Regions from separate parts of the Mus musculus genome. Here regions 1, 2 and 3 are each linked to region 4. A link is a loop called in an ENCODE intact Hi-C map of the cell type or tissue named here. Cell type or tissue: left cerebral cortex. All regions are shown on one strand.

Evidence for each region. Peaks named below come from ENCODE experiments on the same cell type or tissue, not always from the same donor. Only the 100,000 strongest peaks of a DNase experiment are listed, where the experiment ranks them.
Region 1: it touches region 4 in a loop (3-fold over the local background); 2 of 42 quality-filtered maps call a loop at or near these places.
Region 2: it touches region 4 in a loop (2.5-fold over the local background); 4 of 42 quality-filtered maps call a loop at or near these places.
Region 3: it touches region 4 in a loop (4-fold over the local background); 6 of 42 quality-filtered maps call a loop at or near these places.

What each region holds. Positions count from the first base shown.
Region 1 is chr3:26,659,030-26,664,029 of GRCm38, reverse strand. All of the region lies in intron 1 of Spata16 (spermatogenesis associated 16), which reads right to left. Among named protein-coding and RNA genes, the nearest start is that of Spata16, 24 kb to the right of the region's middle. In left cerebral cortex, no CTCF peak of the experiment used is centred here; DNase peaks (open chromatin) are centred at 272, 1,593 and 2,502; H3K27ac peaks cover 2,215 bases.
Region 2 is chr3:26,466,514-26,471,513 of GRCm38, reverse strand. No RefSeq gene overlaps it. Among named protein-coding and RNA genes, the nearest start is that of A830092H15Rik, 140 kb to the right of the region's middle. In left cerebral cortex, no CTCF peak of the experiment used is centred here; DNase peaks (open chromatin) are centred at 498 and 2,292.
Region 3 is chr3:26,329,967-26,334,966 of GRCm38, reverse strand. A830092H15Rik (a long non-coding RNA gene) reads right to left here and starts at 3,014. Exons shown (of 2, transcript XR_389623.4): 1 at 2,884-3,014; 2 at 1-2,105. It also overlaps a transcript of Nlgn1 not described here. In left cerebral cortex, CTCF peaks have their summits at 2,184 and 3,080; DNase peaks (open chromatin) are centred at 1,821, 3,032, 3,504, 4,809 and 2 more places; H3K4me3 peaks cover 3,987 bases; H3K27ac peaks cover 3,216 bases.
Region 4 is chr3:26,832,030-26,837,029 of GRCm38, reverse strand. The region is part of intron 4 of Spata16 (spermatogenesis associated 16); the gene reads right to left. Among named protein-coding and RNA genes, the nearest start is that of Gm32458, 45 kb to the left of the region's middle. In left cerebral cortex, a CTCF peak has its summit at 2,403; DNase peaks (open chromatin) are centred at 1,396, 2,430, 2,889 and 3,906.

The sequences.
Region 1 (5,000 bases), 170 kb after region 4:
TCCAGACATGAGCTCAGGGTTCTGCATAAAGCTGTTCAAAAAATGTAGGTCAAAACATATGCTGTAAAACAAAGACTAAGTTACATGCAGTTAGAGAAAATAAAGCTGGAATCTAAAAACAGATTCTTTTATATTTTGAGATTATAATATAATTGCTATATTTCCCTCTGCCTCTCCTTCCTCCCTTTTATACATCCTTCCTTGCTCTCTTTCAAATTCATGGTTACTTTGAGCACTGCAAAAGAGTAGGTGGAAAGAGTTTTAAGAGCTGGAGGACCAGAGGGTTTGCTGTGAGGCTGTGTCTCTTAGCAATGTCAGAGGCTACACCCATAGTATTCCACCAACACTGCCCATGCATGAGCTGGGCTAGCACAACAATAGACACCCTGATGTGGATGAGGGAGTGTGGAAGCTCAGGAGGCCTCGAACTAGACAAAGAACTACTGCAACAATGGAATACTGAGTGCAGGAGAAAGTCTCTCCCATGAAATTTTTGTTAAGAGCTGGGGAACAAATCAAGTGGACTCAATGCAATCAGTTCTACCAGAGAGTGACACTGTCAGCATACCCTTGCACTTGGTTTCTTAGTTCTTTCTTGATTTTTGAAAATATATTATATGGTTTTTTCTTTCTTTTTCCTTCCTCCATAGCCTTCCATATAGCCCTCCTTGATCCCTTTCAAATTCATCACCTCTTCCTTCATTACTTGTTGTTACATACATATATGTATATACATATATATTCCAAAATACATAAATACAACCTGTGCAGTCTAAATACTTGCATGCATGATTTTAGGGCTGATCATTTGGTATTGGATAACCAATTGGTGTGCTCTTCCCTGGGGAAGACTATTTCTTTACTTTCAGCATTCCTTAGTTGCCTGTAGCTCTCTGTGTTGGGATGGAGGCTTGTGGCCTTCCCCTTGTTCACTTTGGCATCTTATTGTTGTGCTTGTTCAGCAAATGTTGGTGAGACTTTATGGGTGTAGCTTTTGACATTGTTAGGAGACACAATCTCACAGCAAACTCCCGATATTAGAGCTGATCAGATCACCTGTACCCTTCTATCCCCCTCTCTACTACTCTGCAATGTCCCTGTCTTGGCACTGGTCCCATTTCTCTTTCCTGGCTCCTGCAGTTCATTCAGGGCATATACTCACACCTGAGGATTTAAAGCTAAGAGCCTCAGATAACATGCAGCATTTCTCTTTTTGGCTCTACATTACCTTGTTCCATCTATTTATCTACCAATTTCACGATTTCTCCCTCCCTCGCTTCCTCCCTGCCTTCCTTTTTCTTTCTTGTCAAGACAGATTTACTAAGTTTCCAAGGCTCATCTTAAATTCACTTTGTAGGTCAAATAGGGTTTGAATGTGCCACACTCCTGCCTCAGCCTCCTGAGTATCTGGTATCAGGATCAGCTAGAAGAGGGTTTCTTTTCTTTTTTGACAGTAAAGCAAAAACTCTTCAGAAAAGAGTTGATTCTGTGAAGTTCTGATGGATTTTTGTTTTGCTTTGTTTTAATCTCATCCCGGGTGAAGTACATTTTCTTCTCAGTTGTTCAAATGAGTCATGTAAGAACTAGATTTAAACTATCAACCTCTTCAACTTTTTTTTTAGTAGTCAGGTTGATTAACATGGAGTTAGTCAGTGTTCCCAAGGCTACATTTTAATCTTTACTTCAATACAAAATCTTTTAAGAGAAAACTCTTTGTCGACCATCATGTCAAACGGATTTGTAGGTGGCATTCTGTAAAATGCTTCTTCTTTAATTTACAAGGCAGCACAGTAGTAGAACCGATTTTCTCATATCCACATGGTGGCACAGATAAAGAAGATCTCTAGCAAATGATGATCAGAAACCTTTGAGTCATCTCTGGGGGCTTATAATAAACACAGCTGCAGGAAATGAAGAGGGATCAGTACCCAATCATTTCTATCGGCTAACCGTTTTCCATTTTCAACAGTTATTTTATTTTATTTTTACTTTAAGCATACTGACAAGTATTCTGTTGTACATCTGGGTTTCTATTACCTCTTAGATGCAATTGGTAGTTTACATGGTTATTAGTAAAACAAATGATTAGATTTTTTTTTTCTGAAACAGGCAGCTCAAACCTGGGCAATTCAAAAGAAGAGAATCCTTAAAAATGTGCTCTCTGAAACACTCAACATCACAGTTGCTATGGTTTTCTTTCTTAAAAAAAAAAAAGATCTAATTTTAACTTGCTGTTAAATGTAACCAGAGAGACATTATGAGGAAAAACACCTTGCTTGTTAGTCTACCAGAACACGTTGTTATTTTTAAAAACATTCTACAAAATAGTCCTTCTGTCTAATAGTCAGATACTAAAGTCCTTAACCGTGACCAGGATGCTGGGCTAGGTGGACCAGGAGAGACGAAAGTTGACCAGATCTCAGCATGCGGGTATTTGCAGCTAGGAGAAGGCAGCAGTGGAGGATGGGAAGTGGAGAAGTACAGATAAACACCTCCCTTCAGAGGAGATACCCTCTGACCTCACTGAACTGCAAGGGGTTGAAATGAATCCCAATCTATTTCGTATGTGGATCCCTAGGTTCCCGCAGAGCCTAGAACACAGCAGGCCCTCGGTGCACACTTGTTTTCAGAGAGAGGGTGTGGCTGATTGCTAAGGCAGGAATATCAGGCTTGCTTCTCTAAGAACACAGGTGTTTGGAAATGAGTTCTGGAGAAGAGAAAGGCAATGTCCCCATTGCCGGAATTCTTTTTTATCCAAGTAATATTGTAAGGCATGGTGCACTACTACTCGATGGCAGTGGTGGATTTGGCTCATAGTACATATTTAAGAAATAAGTAAAGCATCCCACAGATGAAGATACGTAAAATACTAATAGCAGCACTGCTCCCAGTTGCTAAGGTTATATATATCACTACATAAAACCTTTCCCTCTCATGACATCTTTGTATAAATGTTATTAACACAACTGGGCTAAGAAAGAGAAACCATGATGTTGAAGAAGTATAAGGTAATCAAGGGAACTGGCCATATCTGAGACTTAAACTTAGGGCCGTCGATACCAGATTCCATAACTTTAGGATCATATGAAAATACTTCTCTCTATACTTGACCCTAGGTGCTGTGCTCAGATATTTACTTTCCTCACATTAAAAATGTTTTCTTCTATAAATTTCATAACCAGGTCCCTAACATTATTGCTGTCTTATTGGGTGTGACTCCCTTTACACTGGTGAGATAAGCACAATTTTATGTTTAACTCAAGTATAGGAACCAATTTTGTTAAGAAAGAATTAATAGATTTTTAAGGGTTTTAAAAGATTTTTAGTTGTAAATATTATGGACCCATTGTATTCCAGAAGTCATTAAATAAAGAAAAAATAATGTGGACATAAAAATTCCACATGAATAGATTGCAGAGACTTTGGGAATAATTCATCAAAGCAACTGTGCTTCTCTGAACCGGTCCATTGTGCACATTTATCTGAGAGGGCTACTCACTGTGGTGTTATGTAATGGAGAGAGTGTTCAAACTGGAGTTGCAGAAGAGTTTGAGCTCTAGGTTTACTATTCATTGATGGCATGTCCTAAGAGGAACTATGCAACTTGCTTTAACATTACTTTTAGAACTGTAAGCGTCATGGAAGCATCAGACGGGGATGTTTTACAGAACAACACTTATGACAGAAGAGGCTTAGCAATTCTACAAACAGCTCCTGGCGGGGGCCTGAGACTACCTCAGAGGATTCTGTCTCTTCCTCCTGTCAAGGACTATGTTCTCACCATCAGCAGGAGGCTGGCTAGTTTCATGTCAACTTGATACAAGATAAAGTCGTCTGTGATAAGGAAATCTCCACAGAGAAGATGCCTCCCTAAGATTAGGCTGCAGGCAGGAAAGCCCATAGGGCATTTTCTTAATTAGTGGTTTGATGTGGGAGGGCCCTGCTCATTGTAAGTGATGACACACCTGAGCTGGTGGCCCTGGGTTCTATTAAGAAAGCAGACTGAGCAAGCCTCAAAGATCAAGCCAGTAAGCAGCCTTCCTCCATGGCCTCTGCTTTAACTCCTGCCTTCTGGTTCCCTCCCTATTGAGTTCCTGCTTTGGCTTCCCTCAATGGACTGTGATTTGAGATAAGTAAGCCAAATCAACCCTTTGTTCCCCAAGTTGCTTTTGCTCAGGATGTCATTCTTTTGGCATCAGACTAGTTCTGCTGATGTCAATGCCAGTTAAGCAGACCTTATGGGAAGATTGACTAAAACCTTCTAGACTCCAGAGGGCTGCCTACTGCCATCATGTGTCAAGCACAGAAGTAGTTCTACATATGTGATGTCTCTTCCAACTCATATTCTCTTCACCATTTCCCCGCTTTGGGGCCCTCTGCTAGGACTTCTGTTACAGATCAGCAATCACTTTCATGTTTCAAACCCAGGGACCAGTAGGCTTGCTGTGACTGCAGCTCTAATAGCCGTCTTCACAATGGACAAGTCTTGTCTTTGGTGGAACAGTCTTTTCATCTACACAGGTGGCATGATCATTCAGTTCTCCTCTGCCGCACTTACCAGTGATTCATTCACAGCCTCTTGGGCTGCTGGCTCTTGCTCTCCAGCAGGGGTACTCCTTTCCCCAGTGAGTGTTAGGGCCTTAGGTGACCTTGTCCAGTGCAGATGCTACCACACACTCCTGTTTCCTAGTGTCATAATGCTCCTTGAATTGCCCAATTGTCCACTCAACTACTAATATGAAGTCTTCATTCAGTTTGTTTAATATGTATCTCAAAATTAACAATGCCCAGTCTAAAATCTTAATTTTTATTCTTCCTTCCAAGAATATGCCACGCAAATCCACTCAACTGTCCAGCAGAAAACTTAACAAGTTATCTTTGATCTTTCATTTATCCTTTCCTTTCCTTCAGTACCCATCCTAGCATTGGTCATTGGTCTTATTGCCTCTACCCTATCCACTATTGATGTTCTGAAAGCCCCATCATCTTCCATCTAAATT
Region 2 (5,000 bases), 370 kb after region 4:
GGGGATGCAGGTAGGAATACAGGAGGGGATACAGGCAGGGATGCAGGTAGAGATGCAGGCAGGGATGCAGGTAGAGATGCAGGTAGAGATGCAGGCAGGGATGCAGGTAGAGATGCAGGCAGGGATGCAGGAGGGGTTGCAGGTAGGGATGCAGGTAGAGATGCAGGCAGGGATGCAGGAGGAAGCTCCTCTGTTGCTTTTGGTCCTTGTGTTGCCTCAGTCTCAGCCCTTCACAGGAGCTTTGAGCTTTATGAAGCTGTTCTCATTTCAAGTGTGAGGAAACTGACTGAGGGGTTAAATGACTGTCCAAGCTGCAGGGAATAGATACTGAAGGGTGCGGGGGTCTAATCTAGGTCTTTTCCGACTCTAATTTCCGTCTAATATCTTCCCCTCCGCCTGCACAGCACCATGCTTTAGAAGTGCCATTGCTTCTGCATAGCTTAACATTCGTTCCTCCCACAGCTACAAGAGTCTACTAGAACGTTTTTATGGTTGAATTTGCCATGCTAATTTAGAGTGATGTTTTTCTCTTAATTTTTCATGGACTTCCATAACTGGAACATAAGTGATACGGGCATCTGTGCTGAGGCAGATAAGTGTAGATCCTGAGTGTGACACTGAGCATGCGTGCACGCACTCACGCACGCAGTTTCCATGCTGGACCATTTATTCTTACACTTTCAGTAATGCTCACTATTTCAAATATTAATAAAATGTGGACCCTTGAGTTCATCCTCTCTTTCTGTTTCTTGATGAATTGAGCTGAAGCAGTGACTCTGTGATATCGGGGCTAACTGGGTGAATTTCATTTTTCCTTATATATTGAAGTTATGACTTGGCCCACGTTGCAGGAGTTAGGCACTTATACAGACAGGTTGAGATTCTGTTTTCTCCCTGCTTGTGGTTGTAGTGTTGTGTAGCTTGTAGTTATTAAAAAAAAAAAAAAAAACCCAAACAATCTACGCTATGGCTAGCGAGGCATCGTCCACGGTGGTCTCCCCACCCCATAGGGATCCCCAAGCAGCGGTCCGCCCTGGTTCCAGTGGTTTAGCAGGGTTAGCTGCTGCCAAACTGCTCACACTTCCCAAGCCATGCCGCCCCCTGTGGCTGGCCTGCCGAAACTGGCCATTGACTCTAATCCTGTTAGCCCCACAAAATGAAAACTCTACAGTCTTATAATTTACCAGCCAGATTTATAACAGATCTTTAATCCCCCAAATGCCCACACAAAACCTCAAAACTCGATAAAAGCTGCACACCTAGATTGGACAGATGTGCCCTATATTACCCAATCGTCTATCTGTGAAATCCCCAGTTACTTATGGATCCTAGGACCACGCACGTGGTTCTGACTCATCATCCTGTCCTTCAGGTACCTTCTTGTTCTCCCTGGTCTTCATCTCCATCTCTCTTATCTCTCTGTCCCCTCTCTAAAACTTTCAGCTCCTCCTTATTTTCCGCTGCCCAACCACAGGCTCTAGCCTTATCTGACTAATTAAGATTTCACCTGACTACACCTAAATGTGGATACTCTTGAGGGAACAGAACATACAAATGATCCACAGCGTTGTTGTTTTCCAAAAGCACCATCTCTCAAGGTGCTGAGCGTTTAAAATGCTTCTGTTGGATATTGGCTTTACTTTGTCTCTTTGGGTAGGTTCTGCCGACCTTTTCATTGTCTACACATAATAAAGTTAGAACAGTTTGTTGAAACAAGTAACATCAGTCAACTCCAATGTCAGCGCTCTGGCTTCGTTCCATGACCTCCTAGTTGGTGATCCTCTCTTACTACTTAGTGCTAATTATGATTTAAGTCATGTGGAGAATATTCAAAAATCAGATATGATTAATATAAAAAGACTCATATCTGCCCTGGACGAATTTTACGAAGTCCCTTTATTCAAATCTCCTACCTTTACTTTGGTCTGAAATAATATTTTTTTGTAGGTTTTTATCTTTATTATAATTAGGACATTGTGCTGCATAGCCACATTTGCTCTAAGAATGACTTGAATAATTCACTACGCTGTCATCTCCTCCATAGGGCAAGGCTTTGCCCTTGTTAAGGTGTTCATGGAGCATTATCGAATTCCACCTTGGCTTGGTGCAGACTCTGTTGTTAGCAGCACTTAGATGAAGGAACAGAAGGCTTGCTCTCTAAATTTTCAGCACACTGGGAAGACTAAATTCAGTATTTCAGATTAAGATTTTAAATTACTCAAGGAGACTAGAATCCTTCAGCAAAATAAATGGAACAGAATTTAAAATAGAAACAGGAGAATTGTGAATTTAAATATAAAAGATGAATTGTAGGTGTGAGACATTAGATGCTATGTGGGAAAGCATGTGGGGGATTCAGTTCAGTTATTCAGGATCCAGCAAAGACACGGTGGATGAATGACCCTTCCATTTTAGTTACATTCCCAAGCATTGCTGTGCATGGGGCTGAGCCTTTCCTTGGCAATCTTACACGCTGCCTGCAGAAGACAAATTACAGACTACGTGTGGTAAATCCTTAAGCCTCGCTTAATACTTACAATATAGAAGAAATTAATGAAAAGGATCTCTTTAGGGATATTCTTTTTGGGGGCCTTTAAATAAGAAACAGAATGAAATAAAGAATTGCATGTTGTATATTGTTGTCTTTGAACACTCTCTCTTAAATTCTACTTCTTTCAGCCATAGTTTTAACAGTCTTAGTCAATTTATGTTAGCATTTTCTGGCATCTAATTTGCCAATGTTTTATATCATTGGAGAAAGTAGTCTTAATGTTTTATATTTCATTAATAGGTTGCTACAGATATTCGACATAAATGCTTTCTTGCAATCTTTTATGTTGATTTCTTTTGTTTTTATTAACTTGAAAATTTTATATGTGAGTCTTTTGGGCTGGCGTGACTTCCGTTCCCTCCTACCCTCTTTAATTCCTCTTGTGACTCCCTAACCAGCCGCCTTGAATCCCTAACCTCCTTTACACACACATGCATGCAAGTACACGCCCACAAACACACACATGCATGCAAGTACACGCCCACAAACACACGCATGCATGAGTTTGGATTCCATTGCTGTGCAAGCATTTAGATAACAAAATGAAATCTGGGAAGGGAAGGGTGTATTTCAGATTGTAGGTTTCAGTCCATCACAAGAAGATAAAAACCTGAAGCAGAAATCGTAGAGGGAAGCTGCTTTATTGTTACTCCCTGGCTCATATACCTTTATTTTATAGTCCAGGTCTTCTTGCCTAGGAATGGTACCACCCACAGCAGGCTGAAACCTCCTACATCAATTAGCAACCAAGAATATGCCCTACTGACTGGCTCACAGGCTGATCTGATAGGGGCAATTCCTTTTGTCTTCTCAGGTTAGTCAAATTGATAACTAAGACTAACCGTTGTGAGTGCGTGTTTGCGAGTACTCATATCTAATAAGTCTAATAATATTCTTATTTGCATATATTTATGGATGACAATTTAGGATTAGGATCTCATCTCTAAAATCAAAACAAAAGATAAACAAACAAAAAACCAAACAACAACAACAAAGCAAAGCAAAAGAAACACAATACAACCAAACCTGGGTTCCCCTTCATCACAGTCATTCATTATCTATAGCTCTTCACCTAGAGTAGGGCCTCATGAAGACCTCCCTCCCATGCTCCTGTGGGCTTCACAGGTTTTGTGTAAGGAACTTATTTTGGGAGTTCATGGATGCAGGATTCCTCGCTGTCCAGAAGGGGCTGTACTGGTCCTCAGACTCTTAAACCTTGGTACTTCCTCTTCCATGATGCTCCCTGAGTCACAGGTACAGGTACAATATTATAGATATCCCATTTGGGGCTGGGCATCCCACTGCCACTTGTTTGCATTTTGACCAGTTGTGGATCTCTCTAGTCTCCATCTTCTTCAAAAAAGGTTTATTTGGTAAGATGTGGTGCTGCACTTTATCTTTTGGTTATAAGGATAAATACAGAACAGTCAGAAACTATATTACTTTGGCAATGTGGTGGTCATAGCTTCTCCTGTATGGCCCATTTACTTTCTAGCTGTGGATTCTTGGCTAGGTTTATAGGACCTTGTGTGAATTCTGTTCTACTGTTAAGACTTTATGCCCAATTAGGCAGTTGTTCTTTACTACACAAGAAGCAAGTGCCACTGTTAAAACACTAAGGACATCTTGCAGGTTCCATCCTTGATTTGGTTTTCAGTCATTGAGGTTGGGTAGGACTGGATATTGACAACTTTCCCTACCTTGGCACCTTGCATAGCTTCTTTCCACATTATAAAAATTAGCTTTCAGGGAGTGGGCTTCAGGTTAAGTGCCTTTGGGTCTTTGTTGTTTTGGCAAGCAGTCAAGAACAATGAGAGAATCCTATTGTTTCATTAATGAACTCAATGAACTGTTTGATTGGAACTCTTAGTTCGAGAAGTCTGGACCTCTAAGGAAGAGTTAGGGGAAGGATTGATGGGGCTGAAGGGGATGGCAACCCCATAGGAAGACCAAGACTATCAACTAACCCAGACCCCTCAGAGCTCCTAGAGACTAATCCACCAACCACAGAGCATATATGAGCTGGTAGGCTGCTCCGTGGCCCTAGGCACCTATATAGCAGAGGACTGCCTGACCTCAGTAGAAGATGATGCACCTAATCCTGTAGAGACTTGATGCTCCAGGAAAGGGGTGTGTGTGGGGGTAAGGTGGGAGGGATGAGGGTAGGTGGATGGGAGGGGTGGAGTACCCTCTCAGAGGCAAAGGAACGTAGGGAGGGTGTGAAGAACTCTGGGAGCAGGGAACAGATGGGACAGGGGGCAACATTTGGAATGTAAATAAATAAAATAATCTAATAAAAAAAAGAGTAAAGGAGATGATTCCAGTCTGGAATATTAATGACAGCCAGTTTATATTAGTTCTTTTAGCTAGAGAAGGAGCCAACTGTTATCAGTTTCATGATTTAAAATGTGTAGAATTGCAATCATGAGTGTGAGCATGAGGGCACATC
Region 3 (5,000 bases), 500 kb after region 4:
CTCAGAGGTCCTCTTGCCTCTGCCTCTTGAATGCTAGGACTGAACTGATTCAATTAAATTAAAGGTATGTACCATATGCCCTACATATTATAATATTTTAAGTGTGCTATCTCCTGGAAGTTAAAGATTCGATGAAATAGTGTTGCTGATATGAGAACACTTACTTGTTTTCAACTTTCTGGAAAGCTGCATAGAAATTTTGAAGGTTTCAAGTTGAATTAGCAAGACTAGAGAAGGAAGAGCAGTAGCCAAGTGTCCCAGGCTTGATTCAGAGTGAAGCCTTATTGTCCTAGGCATACCTATAGGTTACTTCCTTGAAAGGAAAACAACCAAAACCAAAACAAAACCAAATAAACAAAAAAGATGTACTAAGTCGCAAAACTATGGAAAAGTGCCTTCAGGATCCTTCCAAGTGGGGAAAATATGTCATGATCAAGGTTGTTCTGAAAACCAGCATGACTGTGACAGAATCTCACAGTTCCTATTGGTTAGTATTAATTAACAAATAGCAACAATTACCTTAAATCTGTTAGGACAATCGCCTTCATTGGGTTGCTATTTGGGGTAACCCATTCCTCTGAATTTTAGAGACTTAGACTAAGACGAATGAGACGAACCCCAAGATAGAAAAGAGAGCTGTAGCTTGTGTGTCTCTGGTTTCTCAGAGCAACTCCTCATTCTCCTTTTGGTTAAGATTGTTACAGGTGGTCATCAATTATTTCAGTGGGTCTCAGCTTCTCTCTTCTCTTTCAAAGAGATCACAGAGGCTAGTAGGTTGTGACTGGGTGCAAGAGTGCACTGCTAGGCATCACACCCTTCACAAGTCACAAAAGCCAATAATGATTACTGTGGTGGATTTTTAAACGTTGACTCTCCAGCAGTTAAGAATGTGGGCACAGCTGGAGAGGAGAGACTAATAGTACTAGACATTTATAATGCTCCTACCAGTTCAGGGACCAGCCTGCTCCTACTTAAAGGGAATTTGAGGGGAGTTTGCTGGTCTGGGTGAGATCCTGCGATACTCAGTGGTATGCTGTTTCCCCCAGGTCCAGTCTCCCCTCTCACCAATCCCAGGCCCCTGAAACACAGCACCAAGGCACCAAGGACCAAGAAACTCAGCTTGCAGGAGGCTTCTTGCAGGTGGCCCGCCACCGCCACCGCCACCGCCACCTCCACCTTGCCAACCCGCATTTAGTTGCCGCTCCAAGAGGCTTAGAAGACGTCACGAGTGACGCCCAGGGCCCTTCACCCTTCCTGCAACCTCGGACGTTGCTGGCGCCGTGGGCGCTGCGGGGTGTTCGGGCTACCGCGGGTTGGAGGGACCAGAGAAGGCGGAACTTAGTAAAGGGAGGGGGCCGCCACCAGCACCTAGGCGGCTGCTGTGGAGGCTCCCCCCCCCCCCCCCGACCTGGGGGAAGTGATGCTGTGCTACAAGGCTGTCAGGAGTAGTGAGCCGGAGCTGGTGAGCAGGACCGCCCGGCAGGAGGGTAGATCTAGTTGTGTTGAGACTCCAGCTCCCAGCGTATGGCCAAGAGAGGGAGAGAGCGCGCGCAGCAGAGGCTGATGTGTGTGTGCGCGCGTGAGTGTGCGTGTGTGTGTGTGTGTGTGTGCCTGTCTACAGGTAGCAGCGGCAGCGGCGGGGACGCGAGCAGGGGACCCATCTGGAGCTACCGCTCCGCCTAGGATTTTCTGTGGCGATTGCTCATTTGGCTGACGGATCCGTGGTTCCCAGAAAAACCTCATCTTCTCCGTTTCTACTCTCCTTTAGGCGTCTCCAGTTTCAAGTGTGTGTTTAGGGATAATTTCATATTTTTCTTTTTCTTCCTCTTCCTCCAAAGCTTCTCAGGAATTCTGGCACGAAATCCTTGGATACATTTGCTCTGCCAAGTTTTGCTGCTCCAGCCCCCTCCCTCCTCCAGAGGCTTCTGGGGTGCTCTTCTTTTGGATTTACATGCAAAGAACCTATATATGTTTATATATCGGTCGGGTAGCTTATGATACATTTACGTGCGTCTCAAAGCTTGGTTTTCATCTTCTTCTCCTCAACACAGCGAAATGTTCCAGAGCTGATGAGCACAGAGACCATTATTCACATTCTTTTGATCCTGGTTTGGAACAAGGGGAGGGAGAGTGAAGAACTGTTTAACGTTCTGCCATCCTTAGGCTGAACGCTAGGCACCAAGAAGTATTTCTGGTTGCAGAGCAGGTACAACGGGGGCTTAGAGAGAAGGTAAGGGGGCCTCTTGAGTCTACTAGGCATGGCATTTACCTCAGTCCTAGGGACTGCTGATAACTTCCTGCTGGCTTCTACCTGCCCTCACCTTTTCCACCAACCCTACCCCATCCCTGTTCTCTACCTTGCTCCACCCTTTTCCAAAATCCCCGGGGCCCAGGAGGAGGGATCGGGTGCTGGGGAGGGTGACTGTGTTAAAGATGTGATAGTCCATTACAGTTTAAATGTGTCTTGTATTCCCCCACTTGATTGAGTTTCCCAGTACCTGCCTCTGTCTTTTAGCGGTTTAAAATACATTTTGTCCTTTATACAACAACAGTAACAAAAACAACAACAACAACAACTACAACAAAATGCTATGTCGATCAGATCAATGTTTTAAACACATCTTGGTGTTAAGTCTCCACTACTATCTTCTGATGAAAATAAAAACAATAAAAATTAATGAACTTTAATGAGCTGGGTGGTTTCTTCAATACTAGGTTTCATAGAATCTCCAAAATGCAGATAAACAGCAAGGAGGACAGTGGGCTTCAGCTCCTGTAAATTCCAGTTGTGTCACAGGGAGGGCAAATCCCCAGAGTTGAGAGAGAGGGAGCTAAGTCTAGCATAAGAAGACCTACGCGGCCAGCGAGTTTTTTAAAACCCACCTTTTACACTGCATCCAGTCCTCGATTAACTCCTGCTCTGGGGATGCGTTAACCGAACAGACCTTTTGATGGAGAAGTGGGCTCTTCTCTCTGTTCCTGGTCTTCAGCCAGCCTCCTTCCTCCCCCTCTGCCTGTCTGGCCCTGGCACTTTGCAAATCGCCGGTTTTGCGCACCCTCGCGGTGGGCGTTCTCCACGTTGCATCCTGCCCCCTCGGTCCTTCTTCCAGCGGGGTGGCCGAGTACATGCATCTTTCTCGGGGGGCTCGCTCGCACACGCCCTCTCCCGCAGCCCGCGACTCCCCACCTGCCCCGGCTCGCCTTAGCCTCTCTTCTCCTTCGGGTGCATCCCTGACCCTGGCATCCCTTCATCCCGGCCTGCTAGGGTTCGGAGCGTCGGGACGCGGCTGTGGCGGCGGTGCGGAGCTGGTGTGGGAAGCCAAGGCAGGAAAGGCGAACCCGAGTGGGTGGTGAGAGGCCAACCGAGTCCGTGGGAGCCAGGGAAGCCGAGAGGAGTGAGACACTGAGTGTGCGCTGCGCGCTGCCCTGGTCGGGGCGGACTCGTGCGGAGGCTCCTAGTCTTCCGAGCGGCGCCCCAGCCTCTGCAGTGAGCCTGCTTGGGTGCGCCTTGGGACCCAGGCACCCAGATCCCGGAGGTCGGCGGAGAGGTACCCGAGAAAGGCAGTGATTCTGAGAGTCCGCGGAGGGGAGACGCGGAGGCTGAGCGGATGGAGGAACAATGCCGCCTCCAGAAGCAAAGCCTTTCTTGAGCCTTGGCTGGAGTGTGGAGTCGGCTCTCTGCTCTGCTCTCTCCAGGCCTTGAGGCTACTTCTGGGCTTGGTTCCGCCTCTTAGTTTGACAGGAATTAGAAAGTTGCTCTTCTTCTCTACAAGGTTTCCTTTGAAGTGGCTTTCCGATCTGCGTGCTGGTTCAAGTCAAGATGTCACTTTCTGGATCCCCCGCGAGGAGCGACTAATAGATTATGCATTGTTGGGCAATAAACTCTCCTGGGAAGAGAGGGTAGTCCACCCCAAGGTTTAAACGGTTCGCCACTGACTCCTGCCAGCCTCAGCACAATGCCTTGTGAGTAGACATAATATTAAAGCAACCTGCAGTAAATTTTAAATTATTTAGGATGAGGTTTTTGAACGAGGAATAATTTATTCCGGAGGAAGCAGTTAGGCTGTTATTGGAATGAGGGAAATATGTCCCATATTTGATTCATTTGTGATTATTCTAATGAGCTCTGGCCTGTACCACTGTTTTCTCTTTCTCTCTCTCTCTCTCTCTCTCTCTCTCTCTCTCTCTCTCTCTCTCTCTCTCTCTCTCTCTCTCTCTCTCTCTCTCTCTCTCTCTTTTTCCTTCCATTTCTAGGGCCTTAGTGGTAGACATAGGGCTGGGGAAATGTGAATTTAGATAGTTAACCCTCTCTCTTTCACTGTGTGTTTTAATAGAGTGTTGACATCCCAATTTCCCTCTTTTTATACTAAAACTACTGTAGCCTATTTTGCTTAAGTAACTGGAAGTTTCATGCTATATTTGACATTACAGTGTCTTGATACATTTCTCAAAATTAATTATACTTGGACTATTAATATGATCATAATTTTTTAAATGGCATTTAGAGGAGGTGTGTATGTATGTATGTGTGTGTGTGTGCTTGAGTACAAAATCTATAAAATTTCTGAGCGTAGTCAGCTATTACAACCTAAAGAGAGTGCCAGTTTTCTTTGGAAATGAGTTGAGCAGCGAAGACCATGTGTGTATTTAGAATATCTAATGCAAAATGCAAAACCCCATTAAGTTTACTGTGCCCTTGGCAGAGAATGGATCTCAGTCTCCTTGCACTGCCTAGTGATGGAGTGATTCACAGAGAATGTGGAAGTTAATCATTGCTCAGGCCTTCTGATGGCACGGAGTGATTAAAAGGAGTAACTGTTTTCTGTAAGCCTGCTCTTCTACATGTAGTCTTTACAATCCTTCTAGCTAAAGGAGGAACGGGGATATTTCAGAAGGAAGTAACACTAGAGATCCTAGGGTTTGAAGTAAGAAGAGCCTCTTTGGGGACTTCCCCCTCACCTCCACCCTCAGAATTGCTGTCTGTCAAATTTAATTTTTTT
Region 4 (5,000 bases):
GTACTTGCACGAACAATCTCATTTTCCTATCACCTGTCCCTGGCGACCAACTCCTTCCACCCACTCTTTCCCCCTCCCCCCAGCCTCTGCTAATCATTCAGCTACTCTATATTTCTAGAAAATTAGCTTCTTTTGCTTCCACTGGTAAGGCTGTGGGATATGATACTTCCTTCAGAGTCTGGTGTACCACACTCAGCACAAGGACTTCTGGGTTCACCCGCACAGTTGCAGACAAGCAGGAATTCATTGTTCTCTGGTTAAATAGTATACATGTCTCCATACCACATTTTCCTTCTACCATCCATCCACTGATGGAGGCATGGGTGGGTTTCAAACCTTGGCTTTTGTGCTGTGATCGATGTAGAAGTGTGGGCATCTTTTTGACATGCTAACTTTATTCCTGTTGAGATGTGCCTGCTAGAGTCATTGCTGGGTTAGACTGTAGTTACCCCCAAATCCTGGACTCAATAGTGCTTCTCTCTCATTCTCCACCTAGTAGCCTGCTTCAGAATACAGCACCCTTCACACCTCTAGCATTGTTACCTGGTCCACACACTCTTATCTGACTTACACCACGGCCTCCCAAGCTAGACAACTTGTTTCTGCTAGTCTATCTTCAACCCAGGATCAAGTGACAACATTACAAGCATGGGGTTAGAGCAGGCTTTGAATCTCCTGAAGTAAAAACCAGTTTTTTAATGACATCTGAATCCTGTGTCATCTAACCATTCCTCTGCCCTAATATTTTAAAAAAGATTTATGTGTATATGGACATGTGTGTGAGCATGTATGTGACTGTGTGTATGTATATGTGTGTCCTTTCAGACAAGAAGGCATTGGCTCTGCTGGAGTTCAAGGTGGTTGTACTGCCTCTATGGGTGCTGGGAACTAAATTTGAAGCCTATTGGCAAAAGCAACAAGTGCTTTTAAGCACTGAGCCATCTCTCCAGCCCCGTTTGACCACATTTGTTCTGGCTAATTCACTATGCTGCAGGCACTCTGCAAGCTGCTGTTCCACAGAAAGACCAGGCAGGCTACTCTGCTACTGCCTATGGAATTTCTACCTGGCACCCTCTCCAGGAATCTCTCTCCTTAAGCATCCCACTGATGCTCACCTCCTCAAGATGTCATTTACCCTTGCTACGGGGCACTGACACATCTTACTTCCTCCAGTAAGGATCTTGCAGGAGACCGAGTGAGTTTCTCCTTCCCGCATGTGGCTTCCTGGAGACAGAGTTTAAGTGGTCAGGGTTGGTGTGAGCGCCTTACCCACCAACTCGCCTTACTGGCCCTGCTCTAGTAGTTTTGTGCTTCCACTGTCTCCCACTGTCACAGGGAGCAACACTGTCATATGTGCTTTATAGCTGGTGTACCACTGTGTGCAAATGAAATTTCAGTAATGCTCGCTCCTGTGTGCACGGCCCACACATCCTCTTGCTGCCAACAATGGCACTGGAGCCCACCACAGAGCATCAGAGCCCGCGGCCTGAAAAGCCTCACGGCTTTATTATCTGGCCGGCGCTGGAATTCATCCCCTCAACCCAGACAGGATTATCCGCGTTAGTCATTGCTATGTCTCCAGTGCCTGTGTCAACAATGTAGCTTGCATGTAATCACACGAGTATTCATTGAATTAGCAATAGCATGCTATGTTATTTGTTATTTATTTGTGTGCTCCAGAGAGTCCAAGGTTACCAGCCTTAGCCTCCTAGGACGAGAGCTGGAGCGGTCTGGCCTTAGGGTGATTTCTGTCCACATTTAACAGTGATTTTGCAGTGGAGGAGTTGTGACAATGGAGAGACAACCTAATTTGTCCAATATGAATCCCAATGCACTTTAGCTCACAGGAGAGCTTAATACATGCTAATGGATGCTGACGTGTTTATCACATAAATGAGAGAGGAAGGTGCGAGGAGGCACAGTGGCCCGATGTGGCGTATCTAAGATTATGTTTACTGTGATGCCTCCAGTCATGTGTCAACCGTTATTGCTTCCCTGCAAGCAAATCTACTATTGCTTTGATATTCTGTTTGAATTCATTTTATGGAGCTGTCGCTGAAGCCACATGCATTTACTCTATGCATCTGTTGACGCATGTACAGATACAGTCATAAGTAAAAAGTATTTATGCCATTGACTCAGCTTACTGTGACTCAAATGCTGCTCGTACGGGATGGCATACGCACAATCAAAGAATCAGACATTGTTATTGATAATAGAAGAAGTAGCTTACATTTCCTAAATTACGGTCAAGGAAGGTTCCTAGGTACAAGCACATCCAGGCCAGCTGAGTTTTCGGAGAGAAATCTTCAAACTGACCAAGCAATTCTAAGAGCATGCAAGTATACAATCTCCATATCTGAGGGCCTACGCTTAGTTTCAAGATTTCCAGCCTTTGTACCGAGTGTGGCCACACGGTGGTGTGGAACAATAAGGTATGCATAAACAAAGGAGAACTACAGCCTGCAGCCCTCAGTGTGGCCTCCCCGGGCTCACTGGCTGGGACCTTGAAAAGTCATTTCCTTCATCACCTTGCCTTTAGGCAGGATCACACTTAAACCCTTCAAATGAGACTGATGAGAATCCATTCTGTTGTAAAGACCTACACGGAAGGACACTGCTCTGAATTCCTCGCGAGTCCACAGTCTCCCAGCCATAAATAGCTTCTTATGCAGTTTGAATCTGCTGGCTTTAGAACTCTCTCCAGGCCTAACGCAACCCGACTGGCCTTCTTCTTTAGAAGAGCAATTCTAAATATCTCCGCAACCATTTGTTAACATTCGTTAACATGGCCGGGTTAATTAATTAACCCATCTGGTTTGCTCTTTCTCTGCGGCCCTTTTTCTCACCATTAGCTGGTTTCATGGTCGCCTTTTTAATTCTTTTAAATCCCCCTCTTCTTCCTGTTGCAACTGGAAATGGGCTCCGCCAGAGTCTGAGGAGCTGTGTAGGCTTCTCATGCAGCTTCTCCATTGATTTCTTGGGCACAGAAACTCAGAAGGGTGCGTGTATGTTGGCTAACTATAGACTCTATCCATTTTAACATACTTAAGAACTTGTTTCTTCCTCCCTGTGCTTAAAAAAAATTCCTCAGGATGACACATGTTACATATTCATATGCATATATGTTATTAATTTTAGATGAATTAATATTGATGCCCAAATGTATATTCCTTTTGAGTATAAATACATAATAATAAGAAGGAGCTGTTATTCTGAGCAGAAAGGGCAAACCACCAGGTTCACTCCAACACACAGACATACACAGTCACACACACAGACATGCACATAGACACACACATGCACATAGACACACACAGATAAAGACACACACACACACACATACACACACACCCCCCAAGCATCTTTATGCAGATTCATATTTTTCCATATAGCAGTTGGCTACAGTAGCATTCTGCTAACAATGTAAAATGCAAACGACATGCAGACATGCAGTGAGGCCTGAACTCCTGGGGGGTGACCTACAGTTCTCAGCTGACTCTGTTTTTCTCCTCAGCACATTTCCTTGCAGCTCCACTCACACTCCCACCGAGCGCTCTGCCACCAGAGTCTTGGTTGGCCCTTTGTTGCTGGGATTCCTAATAGCAACTTATGGTTTTCTTGATGTTGTCTCCTTTCTCTAGACCTGTGCTAGCCAAAAGGGCTGTTACTATCCCCAAGAGGTTAATTATATTTAGATGGAAGAAAATTTAAAAATTTAATTCAGTTCCTCAGGTTCACAGGCACAGCTTTGGTAGCCGGCAGTCACCGGTAGCTGTAGTTTCCATATTGAGGGGCACAAACCATCTCTTGTGACCAGAGGTTTTACTGGACAGAGCTGCTCTAGGATCTAAGCCATGGAAGCCTGCCAGATAGTGCCTCACACAGGCTGCTAAGTGCGAGGCAATCCATCCTTGGTTATTTTTAAATAAAAAAAAAATCATGACTATGTAGGTGCTTGATGCCTCTCTTTCTTTTGGCGGGGTGTGTGTGTGACAGGATCTCACGTGCCAAGGCTGGCCTTGCAGTTGCTATGCAGGCAAGGACTGCTGGAACTTTGGGTCCTCTGTTCCCACTTCCTCAGAGGTGGGATTTTTGGCATTACTAAAGAGGAGCTCTGCAGTTCCCGTGTGCATTTCTTCAGGCTGAGCAGTGGCCTTCTCCTTCTTCCAAAACCAGCTCCCAGGAGGCTCTGGCCTTCCATGTTCTGGGCGTGTTCACATTGGCACTTGATGGGCATTGAAGAAGGTAAGCATTTCCAGTTCCCTTTCCACTGAAAGAAGAGAGGCTAACAGCCAAGTAGCACTCCACCAGATGTTCCTGGTAGGGCATGTCTTCACCGTCTAAGGTTTCAGTGACAGCATTTGGAATGCCTCTGTCACTGTGGTTTTTGAAGACCAGGCCGAGACAAGAAGGAGCCAGCAAAGCCATCTCCAAGGCATCTCAGGAAGTGTGAAGGTAGGATCTGCCTTCCACTTTTTAAGTAGCTTAATATGGGTGACACGGGAAGTCCTCCAGAAACCCCTGCATTTGCTCTACTGAGGGCAAGTACATAAACTGAGAGCTCAGAAAACCCCGATTTCTCAGCTCCTGGGGCTGTGGCACAGTTCCTCTTTAAACACAGAAGGAATGAAGGTTTTTCTGGGCTCCCAACTTGCTCATCAGAAGACATTGGAAGCAAGCAGGCAGAGAACTTGACTGAGAAAACCTGTCACTACATCTGGAGAAGACACTGAGCCTCCGAGGTAACACAGCCGGGGGCTCCTTGCTGGCATTGCCCTGAGGCCAGTGATAAAAGAATCTTTGAGCTTCCACTTGCCTGAAGACACTCTCCTTTCCACATTCCCAGTATTCATTGTCATAGATGAAAATAAATCTGTTTTGCATTATTTAAAAGAGGAAATTTCTTTGTCTTTAGATTTCTTTGTCTACTTGAATAGCTGGAGACGGTCTCTAAGACTATTTATGCATTAATTTAATACATACATCTATTCATTCGT